Linked DNA regions of Homo sapiens: region 1 is linked to region 2. A link is a contact called in ENCODE Hi-C or POLR2A ChIA-PET data. All regions are on one chromosome and are shown on one strand. The core of a region is the stretch at or near the end of the contact, and the rest is flanking DNA. Distances in the headings are between cores, read along the strand shown.

What was found. A loop is a pair of places that touch in the nucleus more often than their neighbours do. ChIA-PET counts read pairs that join two places held with the same protein, here RNA polymerase II (POLR2A). Pooled maps may share reads with other maps.
Region 1: a loop to region 2 is called in a map with no recorded cell type, with 4 times the contacts of the local background. The contact joins the promoter of GPR85 here to the enhancer-like site in region 2. A Hi-C loop is called at or near these places in 5 of 37 single-sample maps with no recorded cell type and 3 of 50 pooled maps. POLR2A ChIA-PET finds 5 or more read pairs at or near these places in 2 of 52 experiments (H1 and activated B cell).

The regions. Positions count from the first base shown.
Region 1 is chr7:113,082,146-113,088,123 of GRCh38, forward strand. GPR85 (G protein-coupled receptor 85) reads right to left here and starts at 4,682. Exons shown (of 3, transcript NM_001146267.2): 1 at 4,177-4,682; 2 at 3,847-3,964; 3 at 140-2,746. The coding sequence starts at 2,576. The coding sequence ends at 1,464. RefSeq lists a silencer at 4,368-4,427.
Region 2 is chr7:112,978,455-112,984,489 of GRCh38, forward strand. HRAT17 (heart tissue-associated transcript 17) reads right to left here. Exons shown (of 6, transcript NR_110162.1): 3 at 1,592-1,710. Among named protein-coding and RNA genes, the nearest start is that of HRAT17, 14 kb to the right of the region's middle. Within about 2 kb of position 4,182, at least 3 of the 41 ENCODE cell types and tissues checked have a DNase peak (open chromatin) inside an H3K27ac peak, as active enhancers do.

The DNA of each region.
Region 1 (5,978 bases), core at 3,432-5,931, 100 kb after region 2:
AGCTACAAGAATCAAAAAGCAAAACCATAATAAAGCTAGTCTTCCTAGTTTGTGCTTGCCTCCCAAATTAAAAAAAAAGTTGTTATGTGCCAAAAATGTAAAACTTATTTCAAGAAAATTAACAGGCTACACGGGTAAATTTTGGCAAATGCAACTTTATATTGAAGTTCACACATCTGTATCTTAAAGAATGAGACTCACAGACTCTAATGTATTTCTAAAATACCAGAAATCATAATATAAGCTTTCACAAGTTAAAACTGAAATAATTTAAATTACCAATACACTGAATGTGCAGAAAGTATAAACAAGACTGTGCCTTCAGTAGAATAAATGCTTCACAAATTGTGCAGGATGTCATACTAAGGCTGTGGTCTCCCCTTGACAGCTGACTTAAAATATAAACATACATCAACTGCCTGCTTCTTAGAACAGTTTAGAAAGGGTAGCACACCGTAGAAGAAAATCTCATTATTTCAGTGATGTGCACTTTAAGTTTCAAACCATGTGAGAAAAAAGGAAAAAGTAATAAATGATCTTCCATGCACTTTTAGATGCATGACCATGACCAGTTACTGATTTGATTTCCCTTGGCTATTTGCTCCAGTGCTAAATAAGATGAAGGATACTAGATAACCCTTTAAGGCAACATGTATTTATTCTGCATTATTAGAACTGCTCAGTTGTGACAGGCTGGTACCATTAATGTTGCCTCCCAGACCAATATCTAGCATTTGTAAAATATAAATGAATTGGAAAAACTTTATACCAAATCAACAAAAACCACATAATACAGTTCAATGCTAGCAATCTTACTAGTAGATGAGGAAAGTGGTATTTAGAAATAGCAATGTATTAATACAAAAAAAGTAAACTCTAATTGGAACCAATATACTGCTTTGGAATGCTCCCCAGAACTTACAAGGCGGTTTTTAAAGTGTGATATTCCAATAATTCATTGGCACGTCTTTAGTGGATTACAGTACTTTAAGTCCCCAAATATTTTAGTCTTTGCAAAACAATAGTAGTATGAAATGTTTTAAAGTCTTCAAACTTCTAAAATTAGTTTTTATCAACACATTTACCTCATGTCAACTTAATTTATTAAGATGTCCAATGCTAATTGTTTTTTGATGTTTTTTCATATGTAGTGACATACAGAGCATTTAGCACTGATACTTAGCACCTGCTACTTTCATTATCTAGTTTTTGACCACATAAAGAAACTTAGGGCAGTGGTTCAGTCCCTTCTTAATTACAAACCTTTGCTGGCAGTCAGCAGGATCACTCTGAGATTTAAAATAGGATTATAGGTGAACTATTGCAAAGACTGCAGAATGTTGCCCAAATCCTTAAAACTGCTGATTCCATTCTTGAATTTCTTCTCAAAATATGGCTATGGGCCACAATTGCTCAGCAGAGAAGGTTAGTTTTCACAAGGCTAAAGATTTACAGATGCTCCCTCATATAACACAGTAAGGTTCCCTTGGTAACCTGGATTTTCTGCAGTAAAGAAGGGTTGTGCTGAAACAGCGCCTCAGCTCCCTGTTTGAGAAAATGCAGACAAAAGGATTGATTCCTGCTTGGGCAAAACTCATCCAGACAGCAGCTGTTAGAAATCCCCCTGGTACTACAGGCCCTCTTGCAAAAACTCTCCAATAACAGGCCACCAGGTAGGGGCCCCACAAGGTTAGAAACAGAAAAGTCATTATATAGAACATTCTGCTGATTCTTTTCTCCATTTTGAACTCGTCTAAGACCAATAGCCTTCTTCTGCCTGTGGTGTTTGCATTTTGCCTGATGCCCAGCAAGGTGGGTGGTGTGGGACCCCTTCCAAATCCTGCTAGCCAATTGGCAGCTGCCTGGCCACTGGCTCCAGGACCATGAAAAGTCCAGTTCTGGCTGACTGCTGCTACAAACTGGACTGGCTTCATTTTTCTTCGATCGTGGACGAAAAATATCAGCTTGAGGTAGACAAGCTGTGTGGCTAGGAGGATGAGAGCAAGAAGCAGCATAAATCCTAAGGAATCATTAGCCCTGAAGGAGCGGTGTTGGAAGGTGCATTGATCTTCCTCCCTAATGAATGAGTAAGTGCCCACGTCTAAAACCGGGGGAAATGCCATGGCCACAGACAGAGTCCACACCATACAGATCACAGCCAGACACGTCCAAAAGGTCAGCCTCTTTGTATAGAAGCGGTGATGGGCGATAGCTAAATATCTGGTGACACTGATGCAGAAGAGCATGAAAGCAGTGTGGAAACAGGACAAAACCCCCAGAAAGGCAATCACTTTGCAAGTCAGAGTCCCATAAGTCCAGGTAGAACCATTTTTGACAGAGTTGAACACAAATGGGAAACAAATTGCAGATCTGAGGATATCTGAACAGCAAAGATCCAACAGGAAGTAGTAAGGTGCTCTATGCAAGGTCTTATCTTTCACTAGCAAAATGGAGATCAGGAGGTTGCCCACCACGCTGACTCCTATTATGAAACCCAAGGAAGTCAGTTTCAGAAAGGCTGTTAGAGGCGAGAGATTTTGCAAAATGTTGTCAGCTGCATGGCTATAGTTCGCCATAGATGGATGGAGGATAAGGATACAGCCTCAGTCAAGTCTCATGATCTAGATATAAGAACAAGGAAAAGATAGATCCATACATTTTACTGAAAATATAATCCACAAAGAGAACTGATCTGATCTGCAGTCATGCTTCCTCTTTTCTTCCACTTGTTTTGCCATCAGAATATCTGAAAAAAAAAAAAAAAAAAACCTATCAGTTCTTAAGTTAACAAGCAATGATGTCAGACAGTGCTAACAAAGCTGTTCACTTATGGGGAAGCAAATAAAGTTTTAATTTTGAATACTAATATTTGCTTTACTAAATATTTTTGCTCGAGATTTCAGAGAATTGGCTTGTTTAGTTTTTCAAGCTAAGTGAATTTTAAAATGTCCCTATTTTGGACAATATACATTTGATAGGGTAACTTTAGGAGAGAAGGAATAAAATGTCCCATTCTTGTAAAATATGCCAGTCCAGGAATTAACCACTAGAATTGCAATGGAATCTACAAGATTGCTATTAGGAGGCAGAGACACTACCTACATTTATTTGAGATCTATTAGTATCTGTCAGTGTTTCACAGGCAGCTTCTCTGTTTGATGTGGGTCCAAAGAACCCGTGCAAAATATATCTTAAGTGCCACTATTCATGCTGCATAAGAGTATTTGTTGATTCATCTTAAAGCAAAATTTCAAAATTAACTTCAAAATTAATAGGAACTTACTTGTCCCAAGATTTGATGTGATTTAATCATTTGTCTTTCCCTCTCCACCCTACCCCCCATTTCTGGCAAATCTTTTAAGCCCACATGATTATTAAAATGGTTAATGTAAATATTGGACAGGGAAACACACCCAGAGGAATAATGCACTTCCATTTGTAAACCTTGGCTGCCTGGATTCAAATGAATATAACATGAACCTGTATTTCTTGGGCAATTAAGCCTTTCCCATTTACACTGATAACCTTTGTTGCAAATCACAAGTGGCTGCTTTTTAAAACAAAATGCACATTGTCTCGCAGGTGCCTGGACCACACCAGGGAAATCGGCTTCCTCTGTTATTCCCACCAAGCGTGTTTCTTTTGCCACTTCTCACTGGCCCGGAATATGCTGGTGGAAGCCCAGGCAAAACTGCGTTCGATGATTTTAATTTCCCCACCGGTACATCCTCGGGTAAATACCGATCGCATCATGCAACATTACGAAACCTGAAATCCGCCACCCCTGGATTTATAATGGGGGGAGGGTGGAGGAGGGGGAGAGGGAGAGAGACATGCATTACATACGCGAAGATGGGGAGAGAGATTGCTTCTGTGCTGCAAAGGAACCGTTCCCGGTGATTCGCAGTCTGATATTCCTCAGTCTTGTAAGGCTTTCCAGAAATGGAGCTCTCAGTAAGCCCTACTGAAGATGCATTGTCTGAATGTACTTCCATTATGCAGTTTATTGTCACAAAACACATACACACACACACACACACACACACACAGAGACACACACACACACACACACACACACAACCTGAGGGAGGGCTCTTTCTCGGTGAACCTGCAGTTTCATCAACACTGTGCATTCCCCCACATCCCCCAAACTTAACCAAGAGTATATCCTCCTACCTGTTGGTGTTGGATATCCCGACAGACTATAGCTTCTTTCTATAAATTGCTGATTTTTTTCTTTTTTTCTTTTTCTTTTTTTTTTTTTTTTTTTTGTTTTTTGTTTTTTTTTTTTTTTTTTTTGCCTTAGTGCCTTGACTGAGCATCCAGGCAGGGCTCGGCGGCGCCTGCGCGCTGGAGCCTCCTTGAGCTCCAGCCGCGTCCTCCCCTGTCGCAGCGGCACCGTCTCCCCCAGTAACGCAGGGGCCGCGGCGGCGGCGGCTGCGGTGGCGAGGGCGGCGGCGGGGCTGCTTCAGCCTCTGTGGAACCAGCAGGAACCCCTACCTGACTCCAGAGCTGGCTGGGTTTATTGACTGCCCTGTCCAATCCAACTGGCAGCATTAAGCTTTTGTCCCTTCGTGGCTGCTTCTGAACTTTTCCCTCCCCGCATTTGTAGTGGGGGGCTGGAAAGGCCCTTTCAGGACCTCAGGCCCATCCTCTTCCCAAAGGCAGCGCACGAGGAAGTCACAGTGCCCGTGACGCCCGCCCCCTCCCTCAGCTTCCCGGAACCCTAACCTTCCCCAGACACTTTCTTCCCTTTTCTTTTAGGGTGGTCCAAACCACCGGAGGCTTCTTTTATATATTTATTTTTAAGTGATGTCTCCAGCTAACCTTTAAATTTGCAGGTTAGCTGGAAAAAGACAAGAAAAGAATGGGAAAAAAGAAAAAAAGTTATTTATTTATTTATTTATCTTTTTCCCACAGTTAAAAATCTTTTCAATGGGGAAGAAGGGAAGGCACGTTAGGGCAGCTCTCTCTTTGTTAGTCATCTTCTATTCTCCAATGCACGCAAATATGCGTAAAAGTAGGGAGAAAGCTAAGTTCAGAGGACAACTACAATATGATTTACATTCAGTCTACCTTAAAGGATGTCACTAAAGAATCAGGCTTATAAAATGTTTAAATGGCTATTCCTGGCATTCCACCCCACCAAGCAACAGTATTCCTTTTCCCTTCTTACAAGTTCCGCTGACCAATGATGGGTGATGTCAAAGCAGTTATGTGTACGAGTTTCCTTTTTTCCCCTTTGTTATTACAGATGAAAAATACTAGAAATATAACAAATACGTAAAACTTACACCAGTCCAAACGGTCGGATGATACCACAGACACCACAAAGCCTGACACGTGGGTGCTTAGGAATGCCTCTAGAATCATGCATTTTCTTATTTTACCATTTCCGAAGAGTTTTGTTTGTGGAGGTGATATAAAATTTTAAGCAACAACTTCCCAGTTCTCCTACCCAAAACTAGCAGACACGCTTTCATTAATTCCCAATGTAAAACGTCTGCTTCTTTTTCTGCATGCTTTTTGCTTTATAATAATCTGTTAATGAAACAAAAAATAAAAATCTTCTCTACAGTAATAATCTGATCTTGAGACAGCAGTAAAATACCTCATTGCTGGGTGGTGAGATTGTGACATTCAGGGGAACTCAGGCCAATCAGCATACAGATAATATGGGTTAATTTACATACTGTATTTCTATTGGATGAGCCGAGGTAAAGCCTTATCTTGATGTCACAGTCGTTACACAAAGCCCTATGTTGGTAATACTGAAATGATGTTAAATTTCCCTGATTTGTTCTTGAATTTCCTACGTCCATTTAAATACATGGATAATAGTTTGTTTTTTTCGAAAAGAATATACACAAGGCACTAAACTTTGGCATTCCCTTAACCTAGAAAAATCAATCCTACAGCCATGCTGGAAGTAACTTGAGGGCATTTCCATTCAAATAAAACATTCCACTTTTTGCAAA
Region 2 (6,035 bases), core at 2,932-5,431:
TTACTGCAGGATGTTAGAGCAAATGAAAAACTGAAAATAATTCAAGAGATGATCCTTATGTTGGTAATTGAGTTGGTACAAACTACTATAATGTTAAAAGAAACAGAAAAAGCTAATTTAAGAAACGACCATTTCCTTTATGCCTTGTGAGCAGCAGGTTAAAGCTCAACGGATTTTTTTTAACATAATGGGGTACTGGGGAACCTTGTTATTAATGCCTCACTGAAAAACATTTATCCAAGGTGTAAACAATCGACAAAACTTGAAATGTCTACCTGCCAAACATCAGGGCTTCAAGGTCTTTAAGCACTTTCTGTGCAGCAGGGGGTTGTATTTATTATTTGAAAGGATGACCTGTTAATGGGATCCAGTGGTATTGGAATCTGACATATAACCTAGAGATAAAATTGGATGAATTGGATAATTTTTTGAAATGAATACCAGGGTAGGAAAAAAGATGTTTTTCAACATTATTAAATAATGCCGATATTTTTCTGTGTATCTAGGGGGATTCTCCTTGCTGTATGTTATTAATGACTCCTGAAAACAGATAATGAAATTGACTTTAAATATTGTTCATGTGGATGCTCACATCTAGAAGGGGTGTGTGGTGTGTCGTGTGTGTGTGTGTGTGTCTGTGTGTGTGTGTGTTTAAACTAGAATCTAATTTCCATCTCCTATGGGCTTTTAAAGGCTGTCTCCATAGCGATGACCAATGAGAGGAGAGGATTTAGCAGGTTTCTTTCTCAGTATATGTGGCACAGTCATCTCTTTTTATGTCCTTCTATTTGTTCCCTATATGCCATTACTGGCTGCCTCTATGGCAACAGCCAATGAGCTCTTGCACATACATCACTGCACCCTCTGTATATGCTCCTCTGTGTGTGCCCTCATGCACTCAGTGGTATCATAAAGCATCTGAGGAGTTGTACGTGCCCAGTGAGTTGGTTTTGTGCCCCTGGAACCTCCTCTTCCTTCCATGCCCTCAGGATAGCATGGATCATAATCACCTTAAAACTTGTACCTGCTTGAATTGTCCCTCCCTGTTCAGTACACATTAATCTTCTCTGACCTAGGTTCCATGGATATAATGTGTTCATTATAGAAGATGAAAGATGAAAGCTTGTTGGCTGCGTAGCTTTGGGAGAACCTCAACTTGTAAAATATGAAGTCCCGGTATGGGATAGATATTTAAGTCTAGCAGAACTTTCTTATAAAAGGATACATTCTAGTCAACATTTTGATATTTCATACTACTTCTTGGTAGGATTTAAAACACTAGATTTGCATTTTATTGTTTTATAAACAATTATCATGTAAGTGATTTTTCTGCATGTGGTATTTATTTATTTTTCCTAGGGATAAAAGCAAACATTAAACATAAAATCCGCCCTCAAGAAGCCTATTTTCGCAAACAATCATCTTCCATACCCACTTTGATGAGATAATCATCTAATGAAAACAAATTGATGGTAATCAAATTGATGGTATACATTAAAAGAGGTAAAAATTAAAGACAAAAGAAGTATTGGTAAGTAGTTCAGAAATGTGTACATTTAAAACAAAAATATGAGATTAAGAGAAAACTAACCTGGTATTTAGATGTTTTTGTTGTTTTGCTTATGTTTAACTTTTAGACTTTCTCATAGAGACATTGTAACTAAAATCCACACTTCTGTAATATTGCGCTTGTAATTTCCATTTCAAACCCTAAAGCAAAATTTAATTTAATTCAATTTGCAGTTTGGAGCACAGTGTAGACAATTTAAACTTAACTATATCTAATTATTTTCACCATTTTGTGTTTTAAAATTAACAACAAATCTTGCAATAGCATATATTCTAATATGTTCCTTTTCAATTGGTGATAAATGGCAGCAGAAATCCTTGTAAGGAAAGGATCCAAAGAAAACATTCTTGTGAGCTATATTGATTGTCACTCATTGTAAGAAAAAGCAAACACTTTGTCTTCACAAATTGGGTCCTCAGGCCTACAGGAGGATTCCTCTTGAATGGGGGTTGTTATTACTCCAAGAGACTGGGGCTAGGGATGGCATAGACAAAGGAAAGCTGAAAAACTCATATTCAAGACTAAATCTTAGAGATCAGAAGTGATTCCTTCAATGACTACTCAGAAGTCAGCTACCACAGATCAGGGAACATAGTCATAACAACATCATAAAACTGCTTAAATTTTGTAATTTCCCCATGCATTTTGGTTTTGCCATCCCCTTAAAATCAAAAGTCCTGTGTGTTTGTCTTTGGGGACAGCAAGAAAGCCTGAAGTTGCAGAGACTATCCCTCTTTGCTGCTATATTAGTGGTGAGAAGATCTTTGAGGATGAGAGAGGGGTGGAAGCACTGTGGACATTACTGAGGTTAATGTCAAACAACAAGGCCAGCACAGAAGCCAATCTGGGTTATAGGCACACTGAGTATATCTTACTAACCACACAGCATCATGACCCCCCGATGCATTCAATTGGGATGATGTTATGTGCCATTTAAATCTTTATCACTAACTCTTTATCACATGCCATGAGACTCAATCACTGAAATCTTAGTCTATTCATTTATGCAGCCAACAGACACATGAAAAAATGCTCATCATCACTGGCCATCAGAGAAATGCAAATCAAAACCACAATGAGATATCATCTCACACCAGTTAGAATGGCGATCATTAAAAAGTCAGGAAACAACAGGTGCTGGAGAGGATGTGGAGAAATAGCAACACTTTTACACTGTTGGTGGGACTGTAAACTAATTCAACCATTGTGGAAGACAGTGTGGCGATTCCTCAGGGATCTAGAACTAGAAATACCATTTGACCCAGCCATCCCATTACTGGGTATATACCCAAAGGAATATAAATCACACTGCTATAAAGACACATGCACACATATGTTTATTGTGGCACTACTCACAATAGCAAAGACTTGGAGCCAATCCAAATGTCCAACAATGATAGACTGGATTAAGAAAATGTGGCACATATACACCATAGAACACTAGCAGTTATAAAAAAGGATGAGTTCATGTCCTTTGTAGGGACGTGGAAGAAGCTGGAAACCATCATTCTCAGCAAACTATTGCAAGGACAAAAAACCAAACACCGCATGTTCTCACTCATAGGTGGGAATAGAACAATGAGAACACTTGGACACAGGAAGGGGAACATCACACACCGGGGCCTGTTGTGGGGTGGGGGGAGGGGGAGGGATAGCATTAGGAGATATACCTAATGTAAATGACGAGTTAATGGGTGCAGCACACCAACATGGCACATGTATACATATGTAACAAACCTGCACGTTGTGCACATGTACCTTAGAACTTCAAGTACAATAAAAAATATATATATATATAAAGAACTGAGTAGATCTTACAATTTTCAAAGACCCACTTGGATATACTCTTCAAATAATTTTTGAAATCTGTCATAACCAAATAAAACGTGCAAATGAAAACCAATAAAAAGAAATCTTGGTCTATTTTATGAAGAGGTTGGTTCACCCTAAACACTGTCTTCAGACATTCCATTTATTGTGAATTATTTTTCAACCCAGGCAGATTATTTTTCTGTTCCCTAGATAATGCTAAAAATAGCAGTATTATTCCATCTTAAGTAGTTGTTAAGTAATGCTTAGCAATTGAGGTTTGGAGAATTTCTGATGCTTTTTAAAAGCAACTTCATACTCCTAACCCATAGCTTTCTTTCAGCAATTGCTCACATACCTCCCAATTTTTCCTATCTGATTTTCTTTTCCTCCAACTGCAATATCAAGTTACCATTAGCACTCATTCTTTGGTTTTCTCTTTGCCAAGTGACATTACATGGTAATTGTCTAGTATCAGTTTTTCTTCCTCCACTGCCGCCTCCTTACCCCATTTTATCTGCAGGCATTAGGTTCTATTTCACTTTTATGTTGAATATTAAACTTTCAGGTAAAATTAGTGATTTTTCTAGTGTTAAAAATTGTTATTTTCTCATTGAATGGTGTTTATCATCTGTCCCCATTTAGTCCTATTTCAGTCTCTAAGTACAGTTGAACCTAAAGTTATGCAAGACCAGAAATCTTTTCAAGTTTGCACTCTCCTTGCTATAGTTATACAAACCAGTGGAAAGTAATTTTCATTAGTTAATACAATGGTAGACTAAAATTCATTTGGTTAACAGGAAATGAAGTTTCTCTGTTCCTCTTTTCCCTCCAGTTTTTACACTGATAATTTAATCTCATTGATTCTTAAGTAAATTTTTTTGTGCATTATTCTTATGAAATCATTATTCTTGTTATTATTATAAAACCTTTATGTATGTTTAGGCTGTGGGAGGTGGTGGGGAAGTCATAGGGGGTGGAGGATAGGGTGGAAGAGGGATGCTTCGACTGGTTTGTTTAGATCATTATATATAAATCAACTGTAGTACTAATACTTGCTTCAATATTTGAAGTAAAAAAGAAGAAAGGAGAAGTAAGAAAAGGTAAAAGCAACAAGGTAAAAGAAAAAAATCTTTTCTTTTTTCTTTCTTACTGGGTGCTTTTTTAGGTAGTCCACAGAATTTTTGGTATCCACCACCTTCTTTTCTGGCCTTTCTTCCTTTATGATGCCTGGAATCCTTTTCCATAGTTCCCAGAGTTGCATGCTCTCTGCTGTACCAAATCCTGTTCTGTTCAGCATTTTGGTCTCTGTTGCCAATCAGAAGGTTTCAAATGGGGCTGGGCATGGTAGCTCACGCCTGTAATCCCAGCACTTTCGGGGGCTGAGGCAGGTGGATCACCTGAGGTCAGGAGTTCAAGACCAGCCTGGCCAACATGATGAAACCCTGCCTCTACTAAAAATACAAAAAATTAGCTGGGTGTGGTGATGGGCGCCTGTAATCTCCTCCAACTCAGGCTACTCAGGAGGCTGAGGCAGGAGAATTGCTTGAACCCAGGAGGTGGAGGTTGCAGTGAGCCAAAATCACGCCACTGCACTCCAGCCTGGGCAACAAGAGTGAAACTCCATCTCAAACAAACAAACAAACAACAACAACAGAAAAAAGAAAAGAAGGTTACAAACAGTCTGACTTTTCTCTCCTCAGAGAAGCTAATTTCAGCTGGCTGTTATAAGGACATGAAATTAAACTAACATTTACTAATATGTGTATAGGGGATAGCACTTTACCCTTTCCAGAAGTATTTGCATTTTAAGAAAGATGTAAACCAAAGGATAATCTTTTTGGTAGAATTTTATGGGGTGTAACGACTGAAGTACAAATAATAATAATAATAATTCAGGAAGTATTTTACTTGGGCCAGAGCCCTGTTTGGGAATCTGGATTCACAGTCTGTTCATTCTGTCCACAACTTCCCTCACTCACTCTTTTGGATGCATGGATTGTCAAAAAATTCCATCTACCTGTACTCCTCCCTTTCTCCACCCTCCCATACCTCAACTGGCAATAGTTCTGAGTCTTGTTCATGTATGTGGAGATGTGGAAATTAAATTATGGATCATTAGTAGATATTGTTCCCCTAACTCAGAAACTGCTTGAGCTCAGAAGCAGCATTATTTGACATCTGATCAGAAGTTTCAATGCTTAATTTTTTAAATCATAAAAGTAATATGTGATAATTATAACTAATTTAAACAAAATACATGACACAAGAGAATAATCCCCCTCTTTCTCCAACTCCAAATCCATTCTGTAAAGGCAACCACTGTTATCAATTTGTGGTATATCTTTTCTGATTTTTATTCATGCTTGGCTAATTTTGGCTCTGCATAAACCTGACATTTAGCTTTTCAAGCATTCTCACGAGCTATCTTGTGAAAAAAGGTAGATCAGATTTACATCTGAGCTATGACATATAATATTTAATAAAGAAAGTAAGTGCCATAAAATGAAAGTTTCCCATAACATTATTTTAAAGAAAATCAGCTATTGAACATTATTACAATTTTATTTCATTATACCCACATCATAATTTATAATTTCCTACAAAATTTTGCTTGCAAACACAGTTCTGCTAAGTTACTAATTTATATGTTCCT